Linked DNA regions of Mus musculus: all the other regions are linked to region 1. Evidence: chromatin loops called from intact Hi-C (ENCODE). Cell type or tissue: heart. All regions are shown on one strand. Region 1 holds the start of Tspan6 (tetraspanin 6). Region 2 overlaps Gm26851 (predicted gene, 26851). Region 3 has its middle 68 kb from the start of Pcdh19. Region 4 has its middle 47 kb from the start of Pcdh19. Region 5 has its middle 64 kb from the start of Tnmd.

Region 1 (5,000 bases):
GAAATACAGCTTCAAAGGGTTTGCAGCCCCATAGGAGGAACAACAATATGAACTAACCAGTACTCCCAGAGCTCCCAGGGACTAAACCACCAAGCAAAGAATACACATGGTGGAACCCATGGCTCCAGCTGCATATGTAGCAGAGGATGGCCTTGTCAGACATCAATGGGAGGAGAGGCCCTTGGTCCTGTGAAGGTTCTATGCCCCAGTGTAGGGGAATGCCAGAGCCAGGAATGAGAGTGGGTGGGTTGGTGAGCAGGGGGAGGGGGAAGGAATAGGGATTTTCCGGGAGGGGGGCCAGGAAAGGGGATAACATTTAAAATGTAAATAAAGAAAATACCTAATAAAAAATGAAAAAAAAAGAAATACAGTTTCAAATGGTTTTAAACATATTGAAAGCTTATCAAACTGGGCCACTTATGGAATTATTTATCTAAGACAAAAGGACAAAGTTTTAACATAGTATGATTGTCTAAGTCAGGCTTACCTCATGTCTGAAAACAAATCCAACAATGGCGGCAACTAGTTCGACCAAAAAAATGAGTGTCAGAAACATCGCGTACTGTGGGATGAAAAGGTTTTTAAAAGTTCAAGTTAGTACAAACAAGACTCAGACCAAAAGACTCATATATCACAGAGGAAAAGAGGGAGGTGGCTGGAGTTCTGAGCAATCAATTGAACACATTTTTATTGAAAAGGGCAGGGAAGGCAGTATCCAAAGCTCTAATTAAATATGGAAGCTAGCAGAGGGACTGGTAGTTTGGTTTTTTTTGTTTTTTTTTTTTTTTTTTTTTTTTGGGTATTTTTTTTTCCATAAGGAATGGAAAAAACAGCTACGGCCAATTCCAAGAAACAAAGACATTATAGAACATATAAGAATCTTCCAGGAAAACCAAGAGCATTCTAAAGAAATCAAGGACTTACTCACCAGTTTCAGCATCCAGGCGGAGGCTCGACAGGTAGCGAAACAACCAAAGGTGCCCAAGAGAATAATGACAGTGCCTGTGCCAATGAGCACAAAAGGCACATTGGTGGCCTTCTCATTTAAGAGGGAAAAATAATTTTCCAGGCTCACCTTGCCCCAAATGCCAACGGCAAGAAGGATAACACCAGTGATCTATGTGAGAAACCAGAGAAAGAAACAATCAGGCACCGTACAAGCTTGAGTCCTTGATCACAAACTCAGGAGGCATCTAAGACACAATGCTTGTGAGAATTGATTAACAGCCCAGTTGCCACAGCACAGTGGCTAGGATATGGGGGGATGGGATGGGGTAAATATGGAAGAGGTAGGAGAAAAGGGTTCTGCAAAAAAGAAAAAAAAAAGGCGGGTTGTGTACTAGGTATCATCTCAAAACTGCATGAATCCATCTGTTTCGTTGTGTAAAATACATTCCCTGCGGCATACATGTCTAGAAATGAAAATTTCCTCAAGCAATTTAATCCAGTCCGAGAAAGAAAACCATCTTGTAGAGAGGGAAGGGTTAAAGGCGTTTCTGAATTCCAGAAACTTCTCGAATCCCCCATCCCCAATTTTGGGATGGACATAGGATACAAAGGGATGGTACACAAAAGAAAACCCAAGGAGAGAGGCTGGCAGGAATAGATTCACACCATACTTACCTGTGAAAAACTCCCCTCTTATGAAGCAGTGAAAAGAGAGATATTATTATGCAAAAGACCCCTCAAAGGAAAGGTTCAGGGACACCTCGTGTGCTCTAGGGGCCTTAACCCCTTTCTTCATCTCCCGCTCCGACCTCGATCTCCTGAGACATCTGGGTCCTACTTCAACCAGTCATCTCACATCAAGACCCCAACGCCAACGCAGTGCCGCCCACCCCAGCTCCCATCTCGGGGACCCCGCCACTGTGGCCTAGGCCAACTCGTGGCCAAGGCTGGGGTCTCTGGAACCACTGCCGCCCAAAGCTCATCCCACTCCAGACCCGAGGTTCTCTGCTCCCAGTCACACCCACCACCTAAGCGAGAGTTCCCCAGCCGTTCCCGTGTCTCACCCAAAAGATGAAAGTGTAGATCAAGAGAACGCTTTTCAAACAAGTAATGACCGGCTTAGTCTGCAGCCTCCGAGATGGGGACGCCATGACTACCCGGAGACCCTGCGCCTATGCACCGGGCGATCGGCTCGAGCTTGCCAGGCGCGAGAGTTTCCGAGTTTCCACGGAAACTGCCGAAAACTCACGAGTATCTGCAACTGAGAAGAACCGGAAACAGGAGACGATTTTCTAGAGGGTCATTCTTAGGAGGCTGCCCGGAAAGTTGCAACAATCGGACGCCCCCTACTGATCGTTACTGAAAACTAAATGTTAATAATACTTGCTTCGGTATGTTTTTTTTCTTCTTCTTCTTTTCTTCTTCTTCTTCTTCTTCTTCTTCTTCTTCTTCTTCTTTTCTTCTTTTTCTTCTTTTCTTCTTCCTCTTGTTCTTGTTCTTGTTCTTGTTCTTGTTCTTGTTCTTCTTCTTCTTCTTCTTCTTCTTCTTCTTCTTCTTCTTTTCTTTTTGTTGGTGGTGGCTTTTTGGTATTGTTGTTGCTTCTCTATGGAATCTTTCCTGTTTCCCACCTAACCTTCTCCCCCGAGTCTTTTTTACTTCATCGTAAGTTGTCTATCACTGCCCGCAATGTTGGAAGGTCCAGCCTCCCAGGTCCCTAGTGCCCTAAAAGAAAAGAATAAAAGCAAAAATCAGATTGCCCTCCACTTGAATACGATCTTTACTTCTCATGAGAACAGCATAAGGATATTTTCTTCTTCTAATCAGATTCACAATAAGTATGTAAAATGTACATAAATACAAATGAATTAATGAAGTGAAGCAGAGATGGTTAAGTGTGTGGTATTGCTACAAGGTTGGAAGGCAATATCTACCTCGTATTCAATACAGACTTTACAGCCAGGTTATGTATTCATGAAAGATAAGGAGATTCCCCATTTTTTTTCTACTTGAAAGTTTGCTCGAAAAATATGCTACTACAGAAGCAGAGGACAAGAAAGTTCCATTGACTTGATCATGCAGAGCTTTCCTGTGGTTTAAATATTGACCTAGGACCAGTTCCTATAACATCCAACCACACATCTGCAGTCCAAGAAAATAACATTTGGAAAATGAGTTATTTCATTCCCAGGCTTTATACTAAATTTTATCCCAAAAGTACAAAGGTACAATACAAAGCTTTTCGGAAACTGGAGGGTCTCTCTTTCCCTCTCTCTCATCTCTCTGTGTGTGTGCATATTTTTGCTCTGGGGACAACATACTCCCGTAAATACTTTGAGGTAAAGTCATCAGGAAACAGACATTCAGCTTTTAGAATACATTTACCATAGCTGCAGTCAGGCAGCTGGAGGAAGGAAGCTTTAAAAATATGCAAAGCTTCCTTCTGAAGCTAACTGACCCTATCTGAGGATTCCTGTATTAAAAACAACAACGAGCAAGGGAAGTCTTGCTAACTCCTTGTCATCCTAAATAGAAAGTTTTCTTCTGAAGTTTAGATTTGTTCCATGACTTTGAAATCATTTTCATTGTAAGCCTAAGAGGAAAGTAATTTTTGTGTGGCTGAAGAAAGAAAGAAAGAAAGAAAGAAAGAAAGAAAGAAAGAAAGAAAGAAAGAAAGAACAGCTAAAACTAAAAGGCACATCTTATTTCCAAGAATGTGTTAATGTTCCTTCTCTCCCTTCCTCTGCCACTCACAACACTGCTTTGTTTGCAGGACAGCCAGTGCCAAACTAAACTGAAAGCCCACATGGAAATTAATGTTCCTATGGCCACAACACCTTGTACCACTCCTGCCTTGCTGGGCCAGCTTGTCCCCTGACGTGCCAACAAATCCAACAGTTCAATTCAGTTAAAATGTAGGCTGGGGTCTGGATCCCAAACCCAACCAAGAGGACAGCTAATCCCATCTAAAGCAACTTCACATATGCTTCTCTGGGCCATCAGATGAGTTCCTTCTTTCAAGTATTACTGCTGACTGCAATGCTGAGCACCATGTACCAGCCACTGCTGCTAAGCCCTTGATACCTCTTACCTCGCACCTACATCACAAAAGTCCTATTATGAGCTCAGATCCACTACCCTCCTCAGTTTACAGATGGAAAACCAGGCTCAAAGAGCCCTAGTACCTTGCCTAAGACTAAGCCCAGCATACCTCTCTTTCTGGCCTCAGACATGGGGCCCTCTTTGCAGTGAGACATGACTAATATAAAAACAAACACCTATCTTGACTCAGATGGAGCCAAGAGTGTTGCTGCTTGGACTCTGAATCACAAATGGGGGCTCTGTAGAGTCCCTGAAGGGTCTGCTGCCACCAGTTCCTCCTTGCTCTTAGGGTGGACAGTTCAGTTTTCCTTTTGCCTTCGCTCCCACAGTCCAATCACCCAGGTAGTGACACTGCCTTCAAGGGGTGAGGCAGAGCATCTGATCTTTCTTTCTCTAATTCAATCGGTTATTTTCTCCACATTTTGGGCAACAAACACTTGATGCCAAAAAAAAAAAATGGAAGAAAATATTTTCCTTAAATATTTGGCTACTTTGTTACGTTCAACATTTAGCAGGGAGATTTGTATCTCTTTCCTATCAAATTCCTTTAACTTTCAAGATTAAGTTGAAATGGTTTTCTTGGCGCATGTCAGGAGGCATCAGAAACAAGAGCTCTCTTTTAAGTCAGATCTCTTCTGTGGCACTCCAATCCCCAACCCCCAAGCTCTATTAAGCCCTCATTCCCCACTGCCTTACCAACATGAATGGTCTACTCCACACTAAGCCAATAAGATTATCCTCTGAACAAGGCTGGTTTCCTGTTCCCCACCAACCCTTTGAAAATGAAAGCTATTTCCTGTTCTCAAAGTCCCCCCCCATCCCAGAATGTTCTCCCTCCCACATCCCTGCCCTCTAACAGTAGTTAGTACTTGTAGGCTGACCACATTCCAATATTAATGTAGAGCGTTAGTCAGTTACTGTAGTACCTATTCTACATCCTACCTAGATGTCCA
Region 2 (5,000 bases), 210 kb before region 1:
AGAGAGCCCAGACCCGGACAGAAGCTTCGGAGTGGGCGCGCCGAGGTCCCTAGCCGCCGTGAGCCCACTATGGTGTGGTGGGCGCTCAGTGTTCCCCGGGGCCGGTTCTGTCTGGAGGGTAGGGGGGCTTCCACTTCTCCTTGGGTGGCGGTGGCAGCTGTAGCCTTTGCCAATGCTGGAAAGCCAGAGGCCGGCGTGGCCAGGGTTGACATCAAGCTTACTCTGCCTTTTGGACCAAAGGCACCCTAGAAACAGAGGTGGACTCTTCCCCGCCCAGATCTAAGGCTCTTAGGCTCTTAATTAAGATCTCAAGCGGAAAGAATCAAATGCGCCCTCGATGAACATTTTTTCCAGTTTTTTTTCTTTTAAATTACAGATTGAGGATGGGAAATAGCTTCTGAATTCACAGTTCTTGGATAGAGCAAACCTCCTTTCTGAGTTATTAGTGTCTGTTATTTGGGAGTCTTGGTTGAAGAAACTCATAATTAGCCCAGCGGCTTTGACCTGAACCCGTAGTCTCAAAATGAGACTCGTTTTTGCCCTTCAAAAAAATTAAATACGAAAATGAAAAACGCATTTGAACACATAATGGGGTTTTTTCCCCCAAAACTGCCATCTTCTTACAAAGAGCGACCCAGATGCTTAAAATAATATATCATCCAAAGGAGCTAGGTTAGCAGCCTTTACCTTGGTGGTGGGAGTGCCAAGAGAGCCTACACACACACACACACACACACACACACACACACACACACACACAAAGGAATTATTTTGCTAGTGAGGTTGAGACTGGACCGTCTGAAAGTGTAGCCAAGGCCAAGGAGAAAGTGCCTGGTCCGCCTGGCTCAAGGGGTTTATTTCACATTAAAATGCAATTCAGCCCAGAACATCAGGGAGAAAAAACATGGCATCTGCAGTGAGAATCATTTTATTTTGATCACTTAGAGCTGTGGGTAGACTGCTGAAAGGGTGGCTTCAGAGAGTCGGTCCTGTGGCCCGCCCAGTTTTGTTTTTGTTTTCAGGTTTTTTTTTTTTCTCAGACACCCTTAGAGAAATGGGCAAGTAGTGAAAGAGCTGAACATGGCAGGCAGCGCGGGCGCACCTCACGGGGGCGGGGGGGCTGCTAAAGGAAGGCTGCCATTTGATTTATCATAGTTATTTACCTTTGATGTCAGCGAGGGGGGGTGGTGAAGCGCGGCTTGGTCTAATTAAAAAGGTCTAAAAAGGCATTTGAAATGGCTTTGCTATCTAATCACGGGATGTGAGTTCCGTGTTTGGCAGCTTTCTAAAATATGGCTGGGACTATTTAAACACAACAATTAGCAGCATGCTAAAATGTTTGCATGCTATGCTTAGAAGCTCTTAGCTGTAAACTTTAAGGCGATCTGTTCCCCTTTAAGTTAAAAAAGGATGATGCCGCTTCCTTGTGGCGAAGGCTGTCAGGAACCCGCTGATCAATAAAAGTAAACTGGCGCCTCCACGGCTTGATTGAGCGGGAGCAAAGAGTCTGAGAAGTAGTCTCGGCCATTACCAATCCCCCAGGTAATGAGAAATGGAAGAATTACTCAGGTAAAATGATTAACATTGCCGTGGCATTTGAAAAGATGCACACAACAAGCTAAGAAGACTGCGGACCTCTCTTACCTTAGGGAGTGCTAATAGAATGTCTATATTCTGCTGTCTTTTTAAAGATAAATAGGAGAATTCAATTCATGTAGAATGGCATTACCTTTGTAATTGCAATCGCATTGTAAAGACATGTTCTGCCTTTGCAAAGACAACCCGCTTCCCTAACGCAATGGCACCATTTCCCAGGCTTCTTGCTCACTGCTCACATTCCAGGCACCCCTCTTATTCCAAGCAGAGCACCAAAGTATTTTCAGTTACCAAACTGCTTTTACAGAAGGCCAAATGCTGAGAGAGGCAGGGGGCCATATGTATCTGCTTCCATTCTTTCCCATCGCCTCCCCCACCCCCAAGCTCACAGTGACAGTTACAACCCCCTGCACACACAATAGTTCTTCCATCCCCCAGTCTATGTCTATAGATAATCCTAACACCCTTTCCTTTCTGACTTCTTTTATTCCCTAATATGTGCCAGAGATTATTGCATTCCAACAATACTACTAACTAAATGAAGGGCCCCAAACCACTTTCATTATCGGGAATTTATTAGCTAGCTGACTAAAAGCGTCTGCATGTAGATAATAAAAAACAAAAAGAAAGTTCTGTTCGTTTTAGCTTCCGTTTACTTCAATCCTGAGGGGAGCCCCGCCTCCTCGGCCTCTTTAGAGACACAAGAGGGCCATCTAGTGACCATCTTTAGTATTTTTCCACCTAACAGGAAACAGGAGGCTCTGGGTACTAGCTGTACAGCCTGCTGCAGCTTTCTAGGCCAAGTCAGTTCCTTAGGCAACAAAGGCCAGAATCAAAATTGTTTTTAAAAATGTGATTTTTTTTGTCCTTTGATTTTTATGCACGCCACTAAAATAGTCCAGAATGTCAATTGAAAAAAATGGGGAAATTCTTGCCTTTAAATCAAGCTGATACACGAGTCTAATCTTTGCAGCACCAAGACTCAGAAGGGAAGGTTTGACTCAGATAAGTTTAAATTTATGGTAGGGACTAAGATACCAGGGTATGAGGGACTGTAGACTTAGAAACATGTAAGGGAGGTTTCTGAGATATGTTTACAAAGTTACTTGTTTCAGCCCACCCCCCTTCCAAAAGAATAACATTCAAGCCACTCCAGTTTTCCTTGGTCTCCACCTCCCTACCTATTTATTCTTTTCATCTCTGACCTTGCTGCAGAAAACCAGATTCTTCTAGCTTGAGTTTTGCTGCATCTCATGAGCATCCCATTCACCAAAAATTTGACCAGTGGCCTGGCAATATTCTCTTAGAAAGAAAGGCTTGATTTAAAAGCTAGCCAGAGTCAATCTCACTTTTCTTGACTACATATCTTCTCTCCTGGCTTGAGATGCAATGTTTAGAATACACAGAATAAAAGAAGGAAAGGGGAGGGGTTAGCAGACAGAGGCAGGAAAGTGTCCTTATTAAAATCATCATCTCATTTCAGCTTTACGGTAACTATGGGAGGTAAAAAGTCTTTGCAGATGTGGAAGCACAGTTGCAGAGCAGCTCAATGATTTGCCAAGATGACCTCATTACACAAAACTCAACCACTTTCCTTGTGAAATCAACAAGTGCTGGCTGTGTGCCCAGCATTGTGTTAGGGAGTACGGAGTTTTCTAAAGATGGACCTTGTCCCTGTGAAGATTAAACTTCAGTTCACTAATTGATTAACAGCATGTAGTTTCTATACACTATAAATATTCCTTGAGAAAGAACTAAAGTGGGGTTTATTATGTTGACAGTTTGCTGAAATTCGAATCCCTTCTACCCCAAATGATCCCATTTGGAGTGACTTCCCCTCCTCCACCCTCACTGACCCAGGCAGTTGAGGTAAAAGCAACAAGAGGAACAGCCAGGGATGTGGGCCTGTGGAGCAGGAATGAGGTGTGGTTTCCACTATGATACCTGTTTCTGACTCTTTTGGAACACCAGGAAAACTAAAGATGAGAGGCGGGGGCAAGGAAAGATGTTGAGGTCAGCTTTACTTTTTCCTTTCTCTTCCTGCCAAGCCCCACCCACCCTTGCCTTGTTACAGAGGGAAACAGTGACAGTGGGAGTTGCAGGACATCGGACATCAACAAAATACAGAAAATATTCTCAAGTGCTAAAATTGCTCACTGTGGTCCCAATGTTTGCCTTTTCCAAGAAATACAGAAAAGGTCATGGACGGTGGAGACGAAAAAGGCTATTAATCACTCCAAGTCTTCCAATTTTGACAAGGCCAACATCCCTGAAGAAGTTAATCCAACCCTGACCCCAAACCTTATGCCATCTCTCTTTAGGAATTCTGTTTCCCACATGACCAAACCCCTGCTGCTGCCAGACTCATAACTGTCCCTAAATAAACACACATCATGAGGACCATTTAATTAGCAAAGGCTAAATCAGCAGATACATTTCAATAAATGACACTGTTCTCTAACACCTTCTGCACTGCCCTGCAGTGATCACCTGTGAAGTTTTGACAGCGCCATTTGGGCTCTCAGCATTACAGCCTCTGTCTTTTCATGTGAATTCTCTCCAAGTGGATCCCAAATGCCAGTTTCCTAGGTGCAACCTCATGCCAAATGTTATTCTCACCACCACCACCACATTCGAAAACAAACTGCTTTCCCTTCAAAGGCACTATGATCAATTCCTGCCTGGATTTCTCACTGTTGCCACTCTCATCCCTAAGAAGGAGGATAAGAGTGACATTCCACAGCTTTCCAGAAGAAAGGCTTTTGGCACCTTGAAAATGGGGGGGTCCCCAAATTAGAGAGCTTCACAAAAACAATTGAAAAGGGGACACCCATGTTTACAAGGAGAGATTAAAACTAGGATGCTTTCTTTGAAGACAAACACATTTTTATTTTTATTTTTATTTTTATTTATCATTTTTCATTATCACTACTACCAAGCCATAATGCCACAACCTAGAGAATCCCAGGGACTTGGTACTTATGTAACTCTCTTAGATTAGAGCTTCTTGTGGGAACAGAGCTTTGGATTCTCAACCTAGAGTTCTCTACCTTTCAGCCAATTCTGCTTCTTCTAAGGTGGTTCAAGTAAAGCAGGAACTGGAGCAGAAATTCTACACAAAGGAATAGTTTCAGGTGCTGAAAGATGCCTAGTCAAAACATCAGCTCTACAAAATGTGCCCGGATGATTAGCTTTCCAAATGTAGATAGATAGATAGATAGATAGATAGATAGATAGATAGATAGATAGATAGACAGACAGAGATAGATAGATAGATAGATAGATACATACATACATACATACATACATACATACATACACACACACACACACACATACATACATACATATAGGTAGATATAGATATTTGAAAAAACATATATACACATATGTTCATTCTTATA
Region 3 (5,000 bases), 140 kb before region 1:
AACATTGCTATGGAAGATAGACACCTTTTTGTGAGGAGAGCTCTAAGGCTTTAACTTCCTGGCCCCTAAAACTTCCAAATTCTGTAATAGAATGGCAAATACAAGTGAGGAACTCAGCTCCCGAGGAACCTGGCACAGTGAGTTCTATGACCATTCTGTGAAGTCCTCATGAATTCCGTTCTCTTTAAAGCAATGCCTTTACTGAAATCTCCAGTGAAAGCCAGCGTTGATATGTTTTGAGCAAGTTAGCGAGAAATAGTGATAAGCATTTGTCTGTCTCTTGCTGTGCTTGCTCCATCTGCTCTCCTGAGCTTGAGAGAGGCTCTGCAGGCTGATGACATCCTACTGAGGACACTCTTCACAAAGCAAGGGGAAGTTCCCTCTGAAAGTGTCTCATCCTACAGAGATGCTGAGGTGTGCCACTGTTCACGCTCCCCGGGAAGCACTTGTTCAAGAGGACTCTTTCATTTTGATGTATTCAGATATGTTCTAACACACTGGCGAAAAGGAATCACACCCTTTCTAGATACAACTGTGCCCTAAATAAGGAATCTAGATGAGAGCTTGCACAGAGCCAATTGTAGATACTAGTCTTGTGATCTGTCCTTACTTTATACTGCCTAGTAGAAATAACTCACTCTGCTGGAGGGAGACCTCTGCTTCAGATGCAGTCTATCAATTAGCCAAGCATAGGAATAGTAAGGAAGAACTGCTCCGTATGTCAAAATTGCCTAGTACACAGCTCTTAGGTTTGCCACTGGGAAGAACCAGCCATCTTCCCCTTCCCCCGCCTTCACTCTCAATCAGCCAGTCAAAGAAAGGGAAGCTGTGCATATGATGAAAGAGGATCTTAGGTAATGCCTTTGATGAATGGGATAATAGCTCCAAAAGGGAAAAATGAACTCAAGGAAACTGACCGTGACATATCAAAAAAAAAAAAAAAAAAAAAAAAGACAATGAGATAGAAGCCCAAATATAAAATGCCATTCAGAATAAATTCCAAAGGAAGCGGAAAGTATCTAATTGTGCATGCCTAATGGCTTGAGAGGCCAGTTATAGTATTAAAGGGGTTACCAAAAGTTAACAAAGGAAGGAAATCACTGAAGAAAGGAACCTTCTAGAAAACAGTGAGCTCTAGTAAGAAAGAAAACTGCTGTTAGGAGGGCTTCAGCTACCTCCATTTTGATGCTATATTCAATGGAAACATATCCATCTCCTTACTTTATATAACTTGAGGGTATTTACCAGGCCTGAACATCTCCTTCTTTTTGATATCCTTTACTGCTTCAACTGGAATGATACCCCACCCAGCTGGTACCCTTTACTGGTCTTCTTTCCTGACTCATACTCTCCATGGCCCCCAGCTGTGATTAAGCCCCAGGGCTTGATTCTGAACTCTTTTCTTGCAAGAGGATGATGGTACTATAGTGGTTGAGAGAATTAACCCAGAAACACTAACTAGTTTTGAGTCTTGTCTGCTACTTAGTGTGAAATTGAACGATATGCATAAGGCTTTCTCAGCACTTCACACTCTATAGAGTAGGAAAAATAAAATAAGCTACACTTAGCATTGGTTTAGAGATTAGATAGATCGAACATACTTTCAAACAGTACCTGGACTTTTAACATACTTTTAAAAAGTACAGAACATACTTTTAAACAGTACAGCTTCATTAGTGTAATTCATCAGCATTATTATCATTGTCATCATTATTCTTGTCTCCATACTATTACTTGGGTAATCTCACTTATTCACATAATTGTAAGAGGCATTTATCCATAAATTAATCTCTCCTATGACCTTTGTATTAGTCAAGATTATCCATTCCTCCCCACCTATCCCCACCCCAAAACAAACAAACAAACAAACAAACAAACAAACAAACACAAAAAAATGGGAAAAAAGGGAAACAAAACAAGGAGAGAGAGAATCATTATGAAATTTGTCTTATGTGACTCTGGAGGCCTCGAAGCGTCACCACATGCTATCCATACTGGAAATGCAAAACAACCAGTGAGGAAACACATCTGAGATGAGCGAACCAGGAAGCCATTGGTGTAGTTCCCACTCTGACGTTGAAGGCCAAAGAACTAGGAATTGTTGCTGAGTCTGAAGGCCCAAGAGCTAAGAGCTATAATGTTTGCCAGCAAAATGAATACCTGATTCAGAAAAGAAAGTAAATTCGTCATTCTTTGCCTTGTTTGTCTTTCCAAGCCACGACTGGATTGACTGGTGTGTGCTCAGATGGAGCGAGGGAGGATTTTTCTCTACTCATCTACTGTTTCGAATGCTGAGCTCATCCAGAAACAGCCTTATAGACATGCTCAGGCTTAATGCTTTACCAGCTCACTGGACATGGCTTACAACAAAGGAGTTGACATAAAACACACACTCCCAACTGCTGGACCTCTGCACTTAGCTATCTCTTTGGTTCTTGTCTGATATCCAGTAGGTCTGTCAAACTTAACAATTTCAATTTTTACTCTAACATGCCACACAATAGTCCAAGTGGCTTCCAAAATCACAAAGAATATAAATGTTGCTCATTAGCCTTAAATATAGCTAAAGCCTTGGACCACCCTCAGATTGGCCAAAACCCTTTTATGGGAACAGGAACGGGAAAGTTCTCACACATCAGGCATCTTCCTTGGATCTCCAACCTAGTTTCCTTCCTCTCTCCTTTAACTCTAGAGTCAACCATTTGGGCTCCCTCTCTCTTTTTTTAACACGTTGATTTCCTTCTAATGTCAAGGCCTTTGTTTTGACTGATGTCTCCCTTCATAGAATGATCACTTTCTGCCTTTTCATGGAGCTGTCTCCTGCTTAATCTTGGTATATCAACCGTCAGTATCATTTCCATAAGCAACTCTATTAGCTATCCTATCTAAATGAAGTAAGTAGCCTTCTAATAAGTCTATAAATAATGTCATGTTTCTTACCGTAGTTACTCACTTGTTTTGTCCCTTGCCACATTAGAATTTAATTTGACAAGGAAGAAACCCTATTCAGAGTATAGGCAAAACTAATAGAATGAGCAAATGATGGATGGGTAAATGAATTAATAAATAAAAGCACCTGATGAACACCTTTCCTATTTTATATGCTTTAGAAAAACATCTTCAGTAACTGTCAGTATGAGATTTACAGTTTCTTTTATTTCCAAGATGGAAAAGAAGAAACTATGATTCAATAATTGTATCATTTTACCAAGACCACACACCCAGCATAAAAATCCAGGATTTTCCATTTGAAAAGTCTTATACTTTCTACTTCAGCAAAATAATTCTTTTTTTTTCACTCAACTGTTATTTAGCATGGATTTTACACAAAATACTATCCCAGATCCTGTTACTACAGCAGGAATAAGGCACCGCCCCTGCCCTGCATATTTTTCAGTGAAGGTGTGTATACAGACGTGTAACTAGATTTAAAGGGGGGCAAGCAATGCTACATTAGCTATGCTTGGGAAGAAGGGGTGAAGGGGGGCATGGGGCTTGCAAGATGTGAATTCCAGCTAGGCACATTCTTTACTATTTAATTTGAAACAAATTGCTTAAGTTATCTGTGCTTCTGTTTCTTTGTGTGTAAAATGGGAATGCTAACTTACTGTACACCTTACTTGCATACTGTAAGGATCCAATGAGTTAATTTGTGTAAAGAATGTGCCATGTAAGTCCTCAGTAATTGTTCACTGCTGGCATTAGAAAGCAAACAACACTGAGAAATCAGTGGCCGGTTTTTGCTGGTGGTTGTTGTTTGTTTGTTTGTTTGTTTTTTCAGTTTCACAGAGAAAGCAAACCCTGGGATGTGTTTTATTTTTCAGAAATAGTAGCCAGCGTGGTCAGCTAGGCCCAAAAGGTTAGAAGGCTGGAAGCCTAGAGGGCTAGGGACAGGCATTTTCCTTCCAGTCTATTTTGGGCTCATCAACCTAATCAAAATTTATTCTGAATCCTGACCCTGTGAACTTTGTTCTTTCTTGAAGCTGAAATGGTTTCCATACATCATGTGCCTCCATTGATGTGTCCAGAATATCAAAGACCTAAGAAATGGGGCTAAAGAGAAAATCAGAAGCAGCAGGAGCTGCAGATAGGCTGGCGTGGAGAAATGGCAAGGCACAAAGAAGAGTGTCCCATATGCACCAAGTCTCTGTCCAACTGACTTGTGGCTGGCTGGGGAAGACAGGGAGAGAGCCAGAGAGAAAGGCAGGCTTGCAGGAAAGGGGTGGGGGGACTGCTGCTGAATTAAAACAGTTAGAAGCTGGGACAAGAAGATGAAGAGAGCTGGAAGCTGAAGAATAGAATGCAAACTTAAAACTTTACAAAATATGCACTCCCCAATTAAAGCAGTTTACTGCAACTTCACAAAGTCCCAGAAATCATTTAAGAGTCCCTTTAAGTTACACTTGTCATGCAAGCAGCCTATTTAGAAGAACATTAGCATTAGTAGGTTTTGTAGACACATTTCAGAAAGAGTCCAGTGAAAGGGCTACATGAAAGACTGCCGGTAGGCCAAGGATGCCGTCTAGAGCCATAGATCACATCAAAGAGTTGCAAAGAGAAAGGAAAGGACCAGCCAGCAGCCTAGTTTGTAACTCTAGAGAGAAAGAGTCAGGCCTGATGTTTGGCTCTGTAAGCTTGCAAAGAGAATTTTTAATGTCTCATGATGCCTCTTGCTTGACAACATCTGTGGGAAAGGGCCAACACAATGTGACATTTTTGGTATCTAGAATCAGTACATAATTCCTTCCTGGAGTCCTTGCACTGTTTCCTTGGGATACAGCCGGGTTTGATGATGATGATAACCGGTGTTTAGGGCCTGACTTGCTTTTTATGCATTCATGATTACAGTCTGTATGCAAACTTTATAGCAATTCCCTGCTTCCTGGAAGCAGCCAGCAGAGCTGAGAGCCATGGTGGGGAGGAAGGAGGAGGCACACAAGCTAGCTGAGTTACAAAGCTTCAGCAATCCAAAGCAGGACCTTAGAGACTGAGACTCCTTT
Region 4 (5,000 bases), 160 kb before region 1:
TAAGGAAACAAAAGGATAGCAAAGAGGCAAAACCAAGACTTGAATTAAAATCTGAGAAACAACAAAAAAAATTCATGTTCTAATTCATACTTTGGAGACATTTGTGCATTGGTAAAGTGCTTGAGCAAAGGACAATTGTTGCTCTTGTGTTTCTGCTTTCCTGCTAAGTCATATGTGTTTTTGCAATAGTTAATCTTCATTTTCAACTTGACTAAGAGTTAGAAGCACTTAGGAGATATTGAGGCTTGCCAATGGGTATGGCAATGAGGCTATTTCTGTAAATTATTACCTAAGAGGGAAAACCTGTTACAAATGGAGTTAATACAATAATGCAGGCTTGGAACCCCACAGAATAAAAACAAAAGAAAAATGAAGCAATGATAACAAGGGACGGGCACAGCCTTTCTTTGCTTCCTGGTCTACTGTGACATGAACTGCTCTGTTCTACCACACCACACTTTCCCTGACATGATGGAGAAATCCATCCAAAAACATGAGCCAAAACGAATCCTTGCCCTTAAGTTGTCTCTACTAGATATTTGGGTTATGGGTGACAAAATGCTAATAAAGTTCTTTTAGGAATCATTGAAATGTGTATGTGGAAAGCTTCTCAAGAGATTTAAAATGGTTAGGAAAATGAGTTTTGAAATCAGATGAACTTGGACTCATTCACTAACTCTGCCATGCATAAGCTCTGTGAATTTCAGCAAGTCCCTTAAGAGCCCTGAGCTTCAGTTTCTTCATCTCTAGAAATCTATTGGAAATAATGATCCCTACTTCTTAGGGCCTATGTGTGTAGAAATTTTGTAAAGCGCTAATGACAGTGCCTAGCACCTCCCAAGCCCTCAACAAGTACCACATACTGTGGGAGCTGGAGAGAAGGGCTTTATAGTGACTCCAAGGTTAAACTCCAGTTTGACATTATGAATACCAAGAAAAATACAGAGGCTCCAGCCCAACAAGTTCACTACCAGCAAACACAGAAAGCCTCCTCTTGAGAAATGGAGTCAGGTAACAATCACCCACAGAGTCGGACTCAACAAATGACAGCTGCAGCGCCAAGCTGACCCACAGCTCAGTCTCTGGCATGATGGGAATTGGACTGAAGAGGGAATGGGGTGGGTTGCTACTAGACAGTAGCTCAGCCTTCACTGTCATACCTAAGGAGACTTCTCTTTAAAACCAGGGAACAAAGCTGTCCTCATCTTCAGACTGTTTATCTTATTCGCCAGAAGTTTGTTTATAATAAGCCTTAGGGAACTCAAAGGGTAAGACTTAGTTTTCTCATCTTCATAGGATGAAAACAAAATAAGGAAAATATGCTTATATTCAGAGGCAAAAATTCTAATTAATTCATTAAGCCAAGGTTCAGTTTATTTTGAGGCATAAACTGAACTCCCCTGAATACAATTTCCTGTGAAATCAGGGACAGTAGGGATTGCTACAAGGAACAAATAAAATGTTGCATATGAAAGTGCTTTGCAAACTATAAGGAATATATAAACTGTGACTATGCTAATATAGACAAACATATGCAAAGGAAAACACTACGACTCAAAATTGAAGCAGGGGTGTTTGAAAACACTAACTAATGCTGAATTATAAATCGTGAGCCATGCTCGTGTTGTTGTTTTGAGTTTCATGGTTTTAAGAAAATCAGAGATAACTTGAAGTTAGTTAAGAAGTCAATGGAGATTCGTGGGGAAAATTTTAAGACAGCTTGAGGGCAGTTTTCAGGTCTGTAGATGGCAGTAGTTCTTCAGCATGTTTCATGTCTCTATAAATCACAGGGCTTTCCTTTTTCTTCACTTGAGTTAGGGGGAGAATAAAGAACCCCAGAGATGATGTGCTCCCCGGGATCCGAAAGAAGTGTAAAGTGTGTGCAAGTATATATATTTTGGCCTAAAAGTATGAATCCCAACCCCCAACCCATGCACAAATCTCTCTCTGCCTTCCCTGGATCCCCAGCTGAGCCCAGGCAGCCAGAGCTGCACTGACAACATGTGGCCACTAGGGGACCTCTTAGTGTTTTCCCCCTAACTTCATGCAAATAAGTTGAAGCAGGGCTGTTTTTCTCCTTGCCTTTTTCTGAGAATGGCTAAAATATTTCAAAAATGACCTCCCTGAGAAGCGAAGGATAACCAACCTCGAAATAAGCAAAAGCGAGTCGAGAGCAGAAACTCCAATGAGTTCTGACAGCATTAATGGTATTTCTCTACTTTCATTAACTCTAATTATATAACTTGGCAGTCACCTCCTGAAATTTACATGAGCATGTTCTCCAGCCAAGAAATTCCACTTTTAAGTTTCTACCCAGAGCAATTCTTGCTCATGAGCAGAACTGGGCATTTGTAAGCATCCTCACTCCACTACTGTTGGTAACCGCAGAAGGAGAGTTGGAGGCACAAAGAGAAGTAGGGGGAGCACAAAAAGTAGAACATTAACTTTATCTGGCTCATCTAAAGAACGGAATACTGTGCAGATGTGTAAGACGAGATAGGTCTGTTCATAATAACAACAGAAAGTGCTTTGACACATATTGCTCAATGTATAAAACAAGTTTTAAAACGACGCATAGAGTAGGATGTTATTTACGTAAAGAATACAACACCCAACGATATACTTTTGTTTATATATGGGTATAGAGTACAGCTCATATAAAATTTTAAGACGCTGCACATCAAACTGGTGGTGGAAGGTACATTAAAGGGAATCTTTGCTTTTTTTCCTTATTGTGTGATTTTAAATGAGAACATATTTCATATGCTTGTGATTTCACTTTCAATTTAATAATACCAGTAAATTCCAGCCACAGACCAGAAACTCAAAGTAGGTTGGGACTAGCACTCTAACAGCTCAAGGACATCTGTGCAGCTCTAGTGGGTGCATGGTATCCACTTCAGTATAAAGTGCATACCACTTAAGACCGTGACCTTCCTAGTTTTCTTTTGAAGTCTGGTTGAAATTTCTCTCTGCCACTGGTACAGCGGTTCTCAGCCATCCCAATGTTCCAATCTTTAATAGAGTTCTGAATGTTGTGGTGACCCCAACCATAAATTTATTTTATTGCTACTTCATAACTGTAATTTTGCTACTGTTATAAATTGTAATGTAAATATTTTTGGAGATTGAGGTCTTTTAAAGGAGCCACGAGCAACAGATTGAGAAATGCTGCACTAGTAGAATCATTTAATTCATTAAAATCCATCAGGGGCTGGAGAGATGGCTCAGCGGTTAAGAGCATTGACTGCTTTTCTGGAGGTCCTGAGTTCAAATCTCAGCAACCACATGGTGGCTCACAACTATCTGTAATGAGATCTGACACAGTCTTCTGGTGTGTCTGAAGACAGCTACAGTATACCATATAATAAATAAATAAATAAACAAACAAACAAACAAACAAACAAATAAATCTTCTAGAGGCTGGAGAGATTTTGTTTGTTTGTTTTTCTTTTTCTTTTATTAGATATTTTCCTTATTTACATTTCAAATGTTATCCCCTTTTCTAGTTTCCCCCCAGAAAACCTCTTCATTTTTCCCCTATCGCCTCCCCCTGCTCCCCAACCCACCCACTTCCATTCCTGGTGTGAGCATTCCCCTATACTGGGGCCTAGAACCTTCACAGGACCTAGGGCCTCTCCTCATGAATTGGTTTTACTCCTTTGTGTACCACAGCACTTTATTCATTTTTCTCTGTACAGTGACACATTGTATAGTCAGTATGGTTTAAACCATGATAGATATGCACAGGGTATTAAACAAATACCAGCAAAACAGTTAATGGGAAATCAAGGTCAAAAATCAACAACTTCTACAATATATACTTGATATCAGATGTAAACTTCAAGGACAATCCTCCTCCTCCTCCTCCTCCTCCTCCTCCTCCTCCTCCTCCTCCTCTTCCTCCTCCTCCTTCTTTTTTCTGAGACAGGGTTTCTCTGTGGAGCTCTGGCTGTCCCAGAACTCACTCTGTAGACCAGGCTGGCCTCAAACTCAGAAATCTGCCTGCCTCTGCCTCCCAAGTGCTAGTATTAAAGGTGTGTGCCACCACTTCCCGGCTAAGGACAAACTTCTTCTCAGGGGCTTATTTCAGTTTCGTGATGCTAGCCTGAGATATGTAAATTTGCTAGGGCAAATTGGTACTTCAGAATCTGGCCATGGAAGAGATACCTGATGCCTGCTTAATCCATCTAGAAGCATTTGCAGAGGATGATGCCGAGGTCCAACTCATCATACTTCTGGTTGCTGATGCATATCTTCTGGAAGGTGGGTATCAAGGCCAGAAGAGAAAAATCTACTGCATACTTTTGCTCAGGGCAACAATGATCATGGACTTCACCATGCTTGGTGCCAGACCTGTGATCTCCTCTTGCATACTGTCAGTAATGCCTGGGTGCTACCAACCAGCATTGAGTTGGTTTATAAGTCTTTGTTGATGTCCATGATGTACACTTTATCATGGAACTGAGTACAATCTATGGATATCGCAAAACTCCATAGCCAGAAAGGAAGGCCAGAAGTGGATTCTGGACAAAGGAACTGCTTGCTCTTCAAAACTCATAATCACCTACCCATCAAGCAGCTTGTAACTTTATACCAAGGTCAACAAGGAAGAAGCCATAGCCATTCCTTACTCCAAGTCATACTTTACCAACCAAGTGGAAGAATATGGGCAACTTTGCACATGCCAAAACCATTGTCAATGAGAAGCACTGTGGTTTGTTCTTCTACTGTGCTTGATCCATAGAGAATGGAACAAATAAACCCAAGAGGGCACAGTGTAGGTCAATTTGAACAGTGTAAGTAACACTCATCAATTGCATCTGTGTGCCCACTATTTGTTAGGAGATGAAAATATAATTAACAGATAAACACATACATAGCCCTTCCTATGATCTTGAGGCTGAAATTAGTGTTCTCAAGTGGAAAGAACTTAAATTCAAGACTGGATGGGATACATATCTCAGTTTCCTTGTGTATAGAATGGGATAACAATGCTG
Region 5 (5,000 bases), 110 kb before region 1:
AAGGCTGGGCAGCATTTTGCAATTTATCAGATTTATCCAAAATTTACAGCAATTTCTTCTCTTCCTCCTTCATCATCATCATCATCAAGCTATTTTCTATCAATCTTCACCTTCAACGTGATAGAAAACTATTTAAGTTGTATAGATTATCTTGCTCAAAAAGCAAGAAAATAGTGAAATGTATTAATAAATGAAAAGCACAATTTATGTCATTATCATAATTATTCTTATAATAAGAATCATATTAAGATTAGCAATAACTAAAATTTTACTCTTGCTGATATGAGGTGTTCACCTAACAAACACAAAAGGAAATAGATATAGAGTTAAACAAGGAGGTATACAATCAATAGTGGAGAGTAAAGATTGATTCTTTCAACCAAGACTAGAAACCACTTATGAGAAAAATAATGTTTCTATCAATTAAGTTGAGTGTCATCAGTGTGAATGTGCCACTGCAGTTTTTGTCAGGTATCTTAAGCTGAACTTTCTCATCAGCGATACCTATGCTCAGTCACCTACATTTTGGAAGTCTAAAAAGTTTAAGAAGGGAGTCAGGACCCTCTAAGTCCTTGCTGCACCATATGTAATTCTGTAGACTAGTAATAATCACCATGAGCAGAGAAGTTATTAGCAATGTAGAATTAGAGGCTTCACCTCACACCAGTGAATCAGAATCTGTGTATTTACACAATCCCAGCTAATTCTTATTAAGGTCTGGCAAGTTTTGCTCTGGATATTAGCTGAGAGTTAGACTTGCCTAATTTCAAGTACTATAGTCATACCTCCAGTATTTGCCCTTGTGATTATTTCTGACATCCATATACTTAGGAAATGCAATGAGATCAGCTGATAACACAAAATCTGCCAAATGACTGTTGTGTACTCTGTCAAGTATTATATTAGGTCCTTAGAAGGAAACCAAAAATGAATCTCTACTCTCAAGGATAAAATTTGGGATGGAAAGAAGAGAGATGAGTAGATGCTACCACAATGCATTTCATACTCTGTTTATACAGATGTTGTGGTTTGAATATAAAATGCTCCCCGAAAGACTCATACCTTTGGCTAAGGAGATGATTCAATAGAAAAGGGTCATTGCACTACAAGCATAAAAACCTGAGTTCAAACCCCCAACATCCACATTTTGAAAAGCTGTGCATAGCTATGCATGACTGCAACTCAGCCCTGAGGGTAGTGACAGACAGAATCCCAGAATTGTGGGCATAGAGATAACCTGATTTTGAGAATTCATGGCTTACCATTCTAGCTGAAATAGCTATCTTCCAGTTCAGTGAGAGACCTTGTCTCACAGGAATAAGGTACAGAGTGATTGAGGAAGATACTGGACGTCTTGCTCTGGGTTTGGCATATACACACATGGGCATACACAATGAGCATATTCAAGTGCTCATACCACACATAAACAATATGTACCCATCACATACTCTATGAACAAAAGCATGCATATGAAAAGCTTGTGTCTTGTTATTGGAACCAATTTAACTGAGAGGAAAGTGAGTCATGAGGGATTTTATTTAATGTCCAGGGGAGATTATGAAAGATGGAATCTTGTTTGAGATAGTCTGCCTGTGAAGGGTATATTGATCTGTCTTCCTCCTCCTTCTGCCTGCAATAATGAATTAAGCCAATTTTTCTCTACCATGGCCTACTGACATGAATTGTCTCAGGCCCATAGCCAGGTAACCACAAATTGAAATCTCTGAAACTATGATCTAAAATAAAAATTTCCTCCTAACTTGATCTGGTCAGATATCCGTGACAGCAAATAAATAAATAAATAAATAAATAAATAAATAAATAAATACTAACACACCAGGCTGACGCCTGTTTTCCACATGTGCTCCATGTGGTCTACCTTTGTTCTCAATATTCCCTCTGTCTGGAACTTTGATTTTCTGCTTCTCCTTTACCATTATCCTGTTTACAGTGACTCTCCGGAAAATGGAAACCAGTGGTGTTTTTCTGAAGAAAAAATAAATAAAACAAACAAAAAACCCCACTTACTCCCCAAACTAAACACAACAACTGGATTTTACTGAGATGTCTAAGCTCTCTTCTAAATACTTCAGTTACTCTCCACAGGATGTTCAGGAAAATGAGACTTTTTTTTTTTTAGTTTTTTTCTCCCATTTTTATTGGTTATTTTATTTATTTATATTTCAAATGTTATACCCTTTCCCAGTTTCCCCTGTACAAAACCCCTATCTCCTCCCCCTGCCTCTATTAGTGTGCTCCCCCATATGCCGACCCACTCCTACCTCAACACCCTAGCATTCCCCTACCCTGGGTCATCAAGCCTCCACAGGACCAAGGGTCTCCTCTCCCAGTGATGCCAGATAAGGCAATGAATCCTCTGCTACATATGCAGCTGGAGCCATGGGTATCCACTGTGTACTCTTCGGTTGGTGGTTTAGTCCCTGGGAGCTTTGGGAGTCTGGTTGGAGGACACTAGCTGAAATACCCAACAAAGGGGAGAGAGAACCTATAGAGACCATATCCAGTGGATAGGTACAGCCCCCAGTTGAGGGATGGGGTCACCCATCCATCTCAAAAATATTAACCCAGGATTGCTCCTGTCAAAAGGAAATGCGGGAACAAAGAGTGGAGCAGAAACTGAAGGAAAGGCTATCCAGAGACTGCCCCACCTAGAGATCCATCCCATCTCCAGACATCAAACCCAGACACTATTGCAGATGACAATAAGTGCTTGCTGATGAAGGCCTGTTAGAGCTGTCTCCTGAGAGGTCCTGCCAGAGCCTGACAAATACAGAGGTTGATGCTCATAGCCAACCATTGGACTGAGCATGGAGATCCCAACAGAGGAGCTAGAGAAAGGACCCAAGGAGCTGAAGGGGTTTGTAACCCTGTAGGAAGGAAAACGAGACTTTTATTGTGATCAAACATTAGAACTTTGTCATTTGAAATCTTTCACTTAGAAATCAAAATATGTGTCCTCACATGCTAAACTATAGTAAAAAAAAAAATTCGCATATCTTTCTAATTGCTCCTAACACAAAACAAATAGATCCAGAATCCACAATTTCTGAACAAGTCTCCTGAATTGTCAATAGTGGCTGTAATTTTCAGTGGATACTCTAGATGGTAGCATTGTGCATTTTATTCTTTATATAATTTATTGGTTTCCTAAGTCTCTATTTTACACATCTGAACAGGCATGTGTGTGGAGGGAAAATGGAAGGGCAAACACTAATTTCACTTTAGTGGGCATCCATGACTAGGCAAATATCAATAACAACATTTTAAATTCTATTTGTATCAGTCAAATTCTTGTCTATTTTCACTGTTGCTCAGTCTGTATAATTGATTCCACTGTCTCACCTCTTGCTCATGTTCCCACCTTGTGCAGTCCATTTTTTTCCTCTTTCTTCCCTAACCCTTCCAAAGCCATTATTTTATTAAGACTTCACTGTATCACCCAATATACATCCCATCAGCCTCTCCCCAAGGTGCATCTGAACCAGTTATAAGGCAGTTACCCTTCACATTATTTTCTGTTTTCCACTTTTTCATTGTAAATTTACCAAAAAAAAGAAGTTGAAAGAATACTATAAAAAGCAGCAATATACCTGTTCACTGAGACTCACCACATTTTTTGCCTTTCCATTACAACCTCCTACTCACCCTCCCTCTTTCTGCTACCTTTCTTCAATCATCCTGACATACTCTAGCTGCTTCACCATGCATTGTCTAGGTTGCAGATATCATTTCATTGTCCTTAAGGTCTCTGGCATGCATTTCCTGAGAATAAAGAGCATTTTTTACAGCACCCTCTTGAAGCCCTCTGCTCTCTTGCCTTCATTTAACTCTTCTGTACATCTAAGCATGTCTTTCCAGAACTATAAGACAAAGGAAGTGGATAAAGACAGTGGGAGTCTACTTTGGTCTAGCCATAAACTAGCTCTGGAAAAAAAAAAGAAAAAAGAAAAAAAGAAAAGAAAAGAAAGAGGAAAATTTGCTTAAATTAAAAAGGTAACACACATATTGTTTAACCAAAACAAAACAAACAAACAAACAAAAAAACCCAGGAGAAATAAAAAGGTTGGAGACATTTGTTACATCTACTATATATATGATATATATGGCTATATCATATAGAGACAATTATTCTATAACTACAACCATTTCTTAAATAAAACTCCTCTTATGCATAATTCATGTTAAATAATCAAACTGGTGAAATAAATAGTTAAGATATTTTATTCTCTTTCCATTCAATATTAAAAATAAAACCCAAAACTTTTAGTAATGTTTATTGCCTACATCTTAGTTAAACAAATGTAGTGTTAATGAAAGTATGACCATTTCTATTTCTCAATTAAACAAAAGGTGGGCAAAGACATATGGAGTTCGTGTAAGATTCTCCATTGATAGACTCCTGAATGTGAACATCTGTTCATATATGGAAAACACCTTTACAAGAGCTAAGGAAATGACATAAGAGAGTCTATTTGACTTTAACAATATTAAAAGAACATTGAGGGGGATGTAGTAGTTACTTTTCTATTGCTGCAATAAAACACCATGACCAAGGCAATTTATAGAAAGAAGGATTTATCTGAGCTTATGATTCCAGAGGGATGACTCTGTCGCCATTACCATCAGTAAGTATGGCATCAGTAAGTACAGGCAAGGCAAGTGAATCTGGAAGCTGAGACTTGAAGGTTCAAATCACAAACCATAAACAGGAAGTAGAGAGCAAACTGGGAATGATATCCATGATATCTCAATAGCATGACTACATAGACAAGGCCTGAATAAAGACCGCACCAATAGGCATGCGTCCATGGAAGGGAGAAATCTCATGAAAATTCCCACTTCTACACAAAAACAAACAAATCAAAACAGAACACAAACCTATAGACAACTAAAGGATACTGAGAGTGGGAAAAGTAGACTTCTACTAGCAAGGAACCCTTTAATTGCTTATCAAATATATATAAAACGTCAAGCCCTGA

What was found. Peaks named below come from ENCODE experiments on the same cell type or tissue, not always from the same donor. Only the 100,000 strongest peaks of a DNase experiment are listed, where the experiment ranks them.
Region 2: it touches region 1 in a loop (3-fold over the local background); 2 of 42 quality-filtered maps call a loop at or near these places.
Region 3: a loop joins it to region 1, with 2.3 times the contacts of the local background. A loop is called at or near these places in 4 of 42 quality-filtered maps.
Region 4: it touches region 1 in a loop (3-fold over the local background); 3 of 42 quality-filtered maps call a loop at or near these places.
Region 5: it touches region 1 in a loop (8-fold over the local background); 12 of 42 quality-filtered maps call a loop at or near these places.

Annotation. Positions count from the first base shown.
Region 1 is chrX:133,896,196-133,901,195 of GRCm38, forward strand. Tspan6 (tetraspanin 6) reads right to left here and starts at 2,234. Exons shown (of 8, transcript NM_019656.3): 1 at 2,013-2,234; 2 at 929-1,117; 3 at 488-562. The coding sequence starts at 2,099. In heart, a CTCF peak has its summit at 2,293 (motif pointing left); a DNase peak (open chromatin) is centred at 2,176; H3K4me3 peaks cover 1,436 bases; H3K27ac peaks cover 1,319 bases.
Region 2 is chrX:133,690,009-133,695,008 of GRCm38, forward strand. The region is part of intron 1 of Gm26851 (predicted gene, 26851); the gene reads left to right. Among named protein-coding and RNA genes, the nearest start is that of Pcdh19, 3.5 kb to the left of the region's middle. In heart, a CTCF peak has its summit at 2,312 (motif pointing left); DNase peaks (open chromatin) are centred at 23, 2,303, 3,213 and 3,553; H3K4me3 peaks cover 1,941 bases; H3K27me3 peaks cover 618 bases.
Region 3 is chrX:133,754,746-133,759,745 of GRCm38, forward strand. No RefSeq gene overlaps it. Among named protein-coding and RNA genes, the nearest start is that of Pcdh19, 68 kb to the left of the region's middle. In heart, no CTCF peak of the experiment used is centred here; no DNase peak of the experiment used is centred here.
Region 4 is chrX:133,733,183-133,738,182 of GRCm38, forward strand. No RefSeq gene overlaps it. Among named protein-coding and RNA genes, the nearest start is that of Pcdh19, 47 kb to the left of the region's middle. In heart, a CTCF peak has its summit at 2,000; no DNase peak of the experiment used is centred here.
Region 5 is chrX:133,784,196-133,789,195 of GRCm38, forward strand. No RefSeq gene overlaps it. Among named protein-coding and RNA genes, the nearest start is that of Tnmd, 64 kb to the right of the region's middle. In heart, a CTCF peak has its summit at 3,115; no DNase peak of the experiment used is centred here.